Linked DNA regions of Homo sapiens: region 1 is linked to region 2. A link is a loop called in an ENCODE intact Hi-C map of the cell type or tissue named here. Cell type or tissue: B cell. All regions are shown on one strand.

Evidence for each region. Peaks named below come from ENCODE experiments on the same cell type or tissue, not always from the same donor. Only the 100,000 strongest peaks of a DNase experiment are listed, where the experiment ranks them.
Region 1: a loop joins it to region 2, with 7 times the contacts of the local background. A loop is called at or near these places in 10 of 110 quality-filtered maps.

The regions. Positions count from the first base shown.
Region 1 is chr9:35,114,712-35,118,711 of GRCh38, forward strand. ATOSB (atos homolog B) reads right to left here and starts at 1,151. Exons shown (of 9, transcript NM_025182.4): 1 at 1,094-1,151. RefSeq lists a silencer at 1,296-1,355. In B cell, CTCF peaks have their summits at 2,297 (motif pointing right) and 2,501; DNase peaks (open chromatin) are centred at 450, 1,650 and 2,300; H3K4me3 peaks cover 2,307 bases; H3K27ac peaks cover 2,243 bases.
Region 2 is chr9:35,656,667-35,660,666 of GRCh38, forward strand. It overlaps CCDC107 (coiled-coil domain containing 107), which reads left to right and starts at 1,626. Exons shown (of 5, transcript NM_174923.3): 1 at 1,626-1,819; 2 at 1,910-2,061; 3 at 3,735-3,795; 4 at 3,891-3,981. The coding sequence starts at 1,714. ARHGEF39 (Rho guanine nucleotide exchange factor 39) reads right to left here. Exons shown (of 9, transcript NM_032818.3): 9 at 2,677-4,000. It also overlaps RMRP. RefSeq lists enhancers at 390-898, 899-1,406 and a silencer at 1,489-1,748. In B cell, CTCF peaks have their summits at 1,993 and 2,193; DNase peaks (open chromatin) are centred at 1,185, 1,905, 2,035 and 2,925; H3K4me3 peaks cover 2,605 bases; H3K27ac peaks cover 3,834 bases.

The DNA.
Region 1 (4,000 bases), 540 kb before region 2:
CTCTCAAAACAGACAGAAGACCCTCAATACTCCTCACCACTTCCCCCCTCCCACAGAAGCCCTAGCGTTCCCTACCCAGAAGGATAAGGGTGGGGAAAATCTGTTTGTGGCAAGTGGTTAAATGTGGCTACCAGTCACTTGGGGATCTATGCGAGAGACCTGGGTGGTAGTGGTGGGGGTGGGGTCTGAGCCCTGCCGCTGGTTACCAGGGTCTCTGGTCATTGATAACAAAGTACCGGGCAGGGCACAGCTCCTAGATGGGCAAGGGCCAGGCCAGGCCCTGGGGCAAGGAAGGAAGTGGGAAATGAGCACACCCAGAGCATAAGGGCAGGGCGGGGGAGGGGGGAGACAGAGACCAAGGCCGGCTCTGGGAGGAACAGGAACTAGGATGGGGGGTTGACAGGAACCCAGCGGGGGAAGGGTCCCCCGGGACCTCAGCTTAGGGAAGAAACCCCAGTCTCAGCTGGACAGATCCAAAATAGACTGAGGAGACATTCACACAAGCCCTAGTGACAAGCAGGGTCTGACTCCTCTCTGAGTGCCCAGGCCAGAAGGCGGAGTTAAAAGCTGAGCAGACAGGAGTGCAATAGATTGGCCTCTTCACCCCACTAACCCCAACACCCTTGCTCTTAGAACCCAGAACACAAGTGTCTTCCTGTAGTTACTACAATGCCCTAAACTGTTACTTTGTCAAAGTACTGGGGGTTCTGTTCTCCTGCCTCAAGTTGGGCCTACAACCCCTTCCCCTAGATAGTGCCCGCAGACCCTCCGACACCGCTACACTCCTTCTCCATTAAACAGCCCCCCTTCCTTCAAAGCACCTCCATGTCCCCTGCCCCTCATGTACCTCCTCCAACCCCCCACATCAGACAGAGACAGCCCCCTCACAATGTACCTCGCAACCCCCCCACAACAAAGCGCTCCCGCCCTTCCCCCATAGAGGCCTCTGGAGAATGCACCTTGTTGCCCACACATTGAGTCCCCAACTGCTCCCGCGACTTCGTATCTTCCCTCAACACACAGCAGTCTCCAGATCGTCTGCAAAGCGCACCCCCATCCGCGTCCCTTCTTCCACGCTCACCCTGCCCCACACCTGTAGTTCCGTGGGTCCCGTTGCACTTGGGGACGTGGTAGTGGTTGGGGCAGTTACTGAGCAGCCCTAGCTGTAGCCTCCGCCTGCAAACCTCGCCCCTTCAGTCTGAGCCCCGCCCCCGCAACGCCCGGGCCCACCCTCTCCCTTGTCCCACCTTCCACCTTCTGTGGACTTGTCCCTTTCCTCGTTTAATTTCTCGAGCTCCTCCCCTGTAGCCCGGGCCCCGCCCCCTTCTGACCTCGCACCTCCTTCGCGTTTTCTTTGCATTTCCCCAGGATCCTCAGCTTTTCCCAGGCCCCACCCCCGATCCCCGCCTCCTCTCGGTCTCTCCGCCTTTCACCAGGACCCGCCCCCTCGGATTCCAGCCTGGCAGAAGTCGCGCCAAGACCCTTCCACCACGATCCCCCTCCCATCTCAGAGCCCCTCCTCCTTCCGCCCCTTCTCCCTCACGCCTCACCCGGGCGGTCGCACTCCAACCAGGATCCGCTGGCTCTGATTGGCGGTGGCGGCCCCAAAGGAGGAAGGAGGAGACAAAGTGATGGTCGCAGGTCGCCTGAGGTCCCACCCCGGCCACGTGCGGCTTCTGTGATGACAAGTCTAGAGGGGCGGGGCCTCGGCCGGCAGGCTGCTAGCCTGAGCGGAGCGGATCAGGGCAGAGGTGGGGAGATGGAGCCAGGGCCAAAGCCACCAGCCTGAGGGCTCTGAGCCGGGTTGGGGCTATCTCGCTGCTTTCGCACCGGTGTGAGCTGCCGCCGGAACTCTAACCTCTTTGTAGGGATGTCTGGGTGGGCGCGTGCATTTGCACTAATAGGGGAGGTCCGTAGGGATTGCAAGGTAGTGCAAGGAATCTCAGGGGTCTGTGAAAATGAGGGAATCTGGGCGGTGGGGTTCAGGTCTGCGAGGTTGAGCAGTTTCTGAAGCCTACGCTGTGCAGGCGGGTGTGGGTTCTGGGATGGGATGGACAGTAGGAGTCAGATCAGTACCTACTGAGGCAGGTCAGCGAGATCTGTGAATTTTACGAGATGAGTGTTGATATGGAGTTAGGAGGGCCTGCAATTGCTGGAGAAAAGTGAGGCCTTTCCCTTGTACAGGTGTCTAATGAACTGCATGACAGTTACATATGTTCTGCAGTTTAAGCGGCGCCCTCTCCAACCTCTCCCCAGGAGATACAATAAGGGAGGGCGACGCTTCCCAGACACCGGTAGATGGCAGCACAGGACACTTGCAGAACTGAGACAGCCCAGCTCAGCGCCGATCTGTGGCCTCTCCGAGGAGCGGACCGTTTGGGTCTGGATTTGATCAAGTTCTACAAAAGTCACATTCTTTTTTATTTTTTTTTGAGACGGCGTCTCGCTCTTTCGCCCAAACTGGAGTGCAGTGGTGCGATCTCGGCTCACTGCAACCTCCGCCTACTGGGTTCAAGCAATTCTCCTGCCTCAGCCTTCAGAGTAGCTGGGATTACAAGCGCGCGCCACCAGGCCGGGCTAATTTTCGTATTTTTGGTAGAGACAGGTTTCACCATGTTGGCCAGGCTGGTCTCAAATTCCTGACCTCAAGCGATCCGCCCGCCTCGGCTGCCCAAAGTGTTGGGATTACTGGCGTGAGCCACAGCACCCGGCCAAATCTCAGATTCTTTAGGCTCTGTGACTTTGTCAGTAGTTAACTTAAACTGGTTTACTCAACGTCAGTGGTGTGGAAGCGCAAAAAAAAGAAAGAAAAAAGTATTTTCTCTGGCCATAAGGAACTTATTATTTAGACAGTGATACAAATGCCTACATAATCCCAGAAGGGTAAACTAAGAAAGGTTTTGGGTAGTGGGAAAACCACAGAGTTTGAAGTCATCTAAACTTCTTCAACTTCAACTTCAAACTTCAACTTATGGGTTCAACTTATGAGTTTGTCTCATACCTTTGAGTATTTACTAGCTGTATAGATTTAGGTAAATTATTTGACTTTAAAAAATTAATTTTAGAACAATTTTAGATTTACAGAAAACTTGTAAAAATAGTGCAGAGAGTTTTCATATATACCCTACACCTAGTTTCTCCTATTATTAACATCTTTCCTTATATGGTTCATTTATTACAATTAATAAGCCAATATTGATACATTAACAATAACTAAAACCCACACTTTATTCTGATTTTCTTTTTGTTTTTTTGAGACGGAGTTGTCGCTCTTTCACCCAGGCTGGAGTGCAGTGGCAAGATCTCGGCTCACTGTAACCTCCACCTTCTGGTTTCAAGAGATTCTCCTGCCTCAGCCTCCCGAGTAGCTGGGATTACAGGCATGTGCCACCACGCCTGGCTAATTTTGTATTTTTAGTAGAGATAGGGTTTCTCCATGTTGGTCAGGCTGGTCTCGAACTCCCGACCTCAGGTGATCCACCCGCCTCGGCCTCTCAAAGTGTTGGAATTACAGGTGTGAGCCACCGCGCCCGGCCTATTCTGATTTTCTTAGTTTTTGCCTTATGTCCTTTTTCTGTGCCAAAATCTAACCCAAGCTGGAACATTACATTTAGACATCATGTCTCCTTTGGCTCCTCTTGGCTGTGACAGTTTTTCAAACTTCCTTGTTTTTGATGACCTTAACAGTTTTTGTTTTGTTTTGAGACAGAGTCTTGCTCTTTCGCCCAGGCTGGAGTGCAGTGGCACGATCTTGGCTCACTGCAATCTCTGCCTCCTGGGTTCAAGCGATTCTCCCACCTCAGCCTCCTGAGTAGATGGGACTACAGGTGCATGCCACCACGCCGGGCTAATTTTTGTATTTGTAGTAGAGACAAGGTTTCACCATATTGCCCCGGATGGTCTTGATCTCCTGACGTTGTGACCCACCCGCCTCAGCCTCTCAAACTGTTGGGATTACAGGCATGAGCCACTGTGCCCGGCCGTTTTTTTTTTTTTTTTT
Region 2 (4,000 bases):
CACGCTCCTCGTGAGAATCTAATGCTTGACGATCTGAAGTGGAACAGTTTCATCCGGAAACCATCCCTCCACCCCGCTTCGTCCATGGAAAAATTGTCTTCCACGAAACCGGTCCCTGATGCCAAAAAGGTTGGGGACTGCTTGTCTAGTGGTATTGAAGAAAGTGAAATAGCGGCACTAAAGAATAAATTAGAAGTTGAATTAAGGGTTCCGAATGATGGGAACACACTTGAGCTGAGAACTGAAGGTCGTGTAGAACCCAGTATGCAGAAAGGGAATGCAGCGGCATGTCAGGGAGAGTCAGTGTAATTTCAACTGTCTGGCTTACAGTAGTAGCTGCTCAAGTTAAAAAATCACTAGAGTCCGTCGGGGTGGCACGTGCCTGTAATGTCAACTACCCGGGAGGCTGAAGCGGGAGGATCCCAGGAGTTTAAGACCAGCCTGGGCAAGAGAGCGACCCGCCGTTCCAAAAAAAAAAAAATCACTAATAAGTAGGCACGGTTCTAACTTGAGTGATCCCATTTAATCATCATAGCTCTTGAAGTAAGTGCTTATCTTCATTCCTCAGAGTGGAAAGGAAGGCACGGAGAGAGAACTAAGTTTCACAAGGTCACCGCTCTTGAGTACAGGAGGCAGGATTCTAGCCCAAGCAGAGTCCATATGTTGTGTACCAGCTACACAGTGAATGGTGGCTACTATGGCGTTTGCCAAAGGGAGAGGGAGGTAGAAGAGGAGGCTGTTTCAGGAATGCTCCATATTTGGAGTAATGAGCACAAGGACTTCATAGCAAGGCCAAGAACAGCGTAAAGCTGCCCGCGCATGAAAAGCAGCCGCGTTGACCGGGCGCGGTGTCACGCCTGTAATCCCAGCACTTTGGGAGGGCGAGGTGGACTGATCGCTTGACACCAGGCGTTCGAGACCAGCCTGGGCAACAGGTGAAAATCCGTCTCTACAAAAAATACAAAAATTAGCCAGGCATGATGGCGTGCGCCTGCGGTCCCAACTACTTGGGAGCCTGAGGTGAGGCATCGCGTGAGCCCGGGGAGGTCGAGGCTGCAGTGAGCCGTGGTCTCGGGAACAAAAAACAGCCGCGCTGAGAATGAGCCCCGTGTGGTTGGTGCGCGGACACGCACTGCCTGCGTAACTAGAGGGAGCTGACGGATGACGCCCCCGCGCCACGCCGCTCAGCGGGATACGCTTCTTGGCGGACTTTGGAGTGGGAAGCGGGGAATGTCTACGTGCGTATGCACGTGGCACTCTCTGCCCGAGGTCCGGGGACTTTCCCCTAGGCGGAAAGGGGAGGAACAGAGTCCTCAGTGTGTAGCCTAGGATACAGGCCTTCAGCACGAACCACGTCCTCAGCTTCACAGAGTAGTATTTTATAGCCCTAAAGAAATTGTGTTTTATGATTAGGGTGAGAAAGTTGGTGGCGTGAGATTAAAAAAACCGTTTTCGGGCATAACTTTCTAAGACTATAGGCTTTCAGAGGCATTGTGGCTAGCAGAATAGCTAATAGACACGAAATGAACAAATACAGGAAAGCTAGAATGACACTATCTTATGCAAATATGGTCTGGCCCCGCCCTACGGGGAGTGGGCGTGGCCTCCCCGGAGCCGGCCGGCCTGCTCGCGTGCGCGTGCGCGTTGGGGCGGCCGGCCAATGCCGGACCGCTTCGGCACCGCCCGCCCGATCCCTCCACCCGTGGGCCGGCAATGGCGGGCGCAGTTTCGCTCTTGGGTGTGGTGGGGCTGCTGCTTGTGTCTGCGCTGTCCGGGGTCCTAGGAGACCGCGCCAATCCCGACCTCCGGGCACACCCAGGTACCAGCTAGGGCTGCTGGAGGAGGGCTGGGACTGCGCACGGGTCCCAGGCCCCAGCTCGGCTGACTCGCCTGTATCCTCCCTCCGCAGGGAACGCAGCCCACCCCGGCTCTGGAGCCACGGAACCCCGGCGGCGACCACCGCTCAAGGATCAACGCGAGCGGACCCGGGCCGGGTCGCTGCCTCTGGGGGCGCTGTACACCGCGGCCGTCGCGGCTTTTGTGCTGTACAAGTGTTTGCAGGTACGGGGCGGCCGGGGGTAGGGGTGCCCCTGCAGGTGCGGGACCGCCGGGCGTGGGGATCCCCTGAGCCCGAATCTCCCATGGGGGTGCCAGGGTACCAAGAACAAGACACAGCTTCCCTGTCTGTAAAATAAAGACAGTAGTCCGTTGGCCTTCCAATATTATGAGGTTATTTTGAGGATCCAGGGAGGTAACGGATGTGAAGAGCGTGTGGTGAACTGTAAATAATGACTATCACATTTAGTTCTCCTACAATCCAGTGAGGAGTAGTCACTTGCTCGAGGTCACCCAGCGCTGGCAACTGCTGGAGCTGGGATTTGAACCCAGCTAGCAGTGTCCATGCTACAAGAGTGGGGCCAGCCTTGGCACAGGAGGTTGATTGCTGCAGCCAGTGTTTCTAGAGTTCCAGATATGAAGTGGTCTCATGTTCTCCTTGGGAGGAGGCCCTGAAATGTAAGTTGACAGTACATTTTGAAAAACAGTACCTTCCAGGGCTGTGTCTTTAGCCGTGACCCTATTACGTACTTGCATTATAAAATAGAACCGATGGAACCAGTTTAGATATATGAAACTAGAAGAGATAGCTAATAATGACCCCAGGTAGATGTGACAGGCTAGGATGAATGACTGAATTTAATGATGAACTTTGAGAAGGATAGACTAGTAAATTCTGTTCTTGGACCTGAGTACAGTCTGGGAGAAACATAATGTAGCAGGAGGTCTTATGAAAGAGAGTTAGGCATTCCAGTTGACTGAGTTCACTGTGGGATGTGACAAGCCACTTCCCAAATCAGTGCTGGGAACATGGCACTGTGCTTCACCTGCCAATCAGAATGCCCCTGGAGAATTGTATTCTCCTCAGGGCATTGCTTTAAGAGCACTACGTGTTCAGGAAACAACCAGAGAAAACCACCGTCAATGAGCACTGACTGTAAAGACTGACGTTAATAAACCAGAAAAAACTCAGGAAAGTGGGTGAGGGTGTGACCATTGCCTTCAAATTCCTGAGGGGCTGTCACCTTGAGGAGACATTATTTTGGAAGGCTCCAGTAAGCACTATGGAAAGAAGATACATAAAGGACAAATTTTGGCTTTGTGCATGAACTGTCTAACAACCAAAGTTTTTGTTTTTTTCGAGATGGAGTCTCGCTCTGTCACCCAGGCTGGAGTGCAGCGGCGCAATCTCGGCTCACTGCAACCTCTGGCTCCCAGGTTCAAGCGATTCTCCTGCCTCAGCCTCTCAAGTAACTGGGATTACAGGCACCTGCCACCACGCCCGGCTAATTTTTGTATTTTTAATAGAGACAGGGTTTCACCGTGTTGGCCAGGCTGGTCTCAAACTCCTGACCTCAGGTGATCCACCCACCTTGGCTTCCCGAAGTGCTGGGATTACAGGTGTGAGCCACAGCACTCAGCCACCAGAGCTTTTTTCAAACCGGAGGGAGTTGCTCATTCCTGGAGGTGTTTCAGCAAACTGACCATGTGTGGGACATAGGACGTCGCTTCATATGCTGGGTGAGGAGCTAGATAGACTAGGATTGTGATTCTCTGAGGTAAAAACCCAATCACTGTCTCCATCTCAAATTGCACTCTCTCTTGGCTGGCTCTGGAGACTGAGGTGATGGAGCAGAACCTTGTTGCTTCAGTACTGCCCTTTCCTTCTTCCACAACAGGGGAAAGATGAAACTGCGGTTCTCCACGAGGAGGCAAGCAAGCAGCAGCCACTGCAGTCAGGTGGGTTTAGCAGAAGTCTGTGCTGGGTCGGGGGAGTTTAGGGGACAGCAGAAGATACATAACCACTTCTGCCCCCTTTTTTCCCTTATCCCCAGAGCAACAGCTGGCCCAGTTGACACAACAGCTGGCCCAGACAGAGCAGCACCTGAACAACCTGATGGCCCAGCTGGACCCCCTTTTTGAGCGGTGAGGAGAGCAATGATTC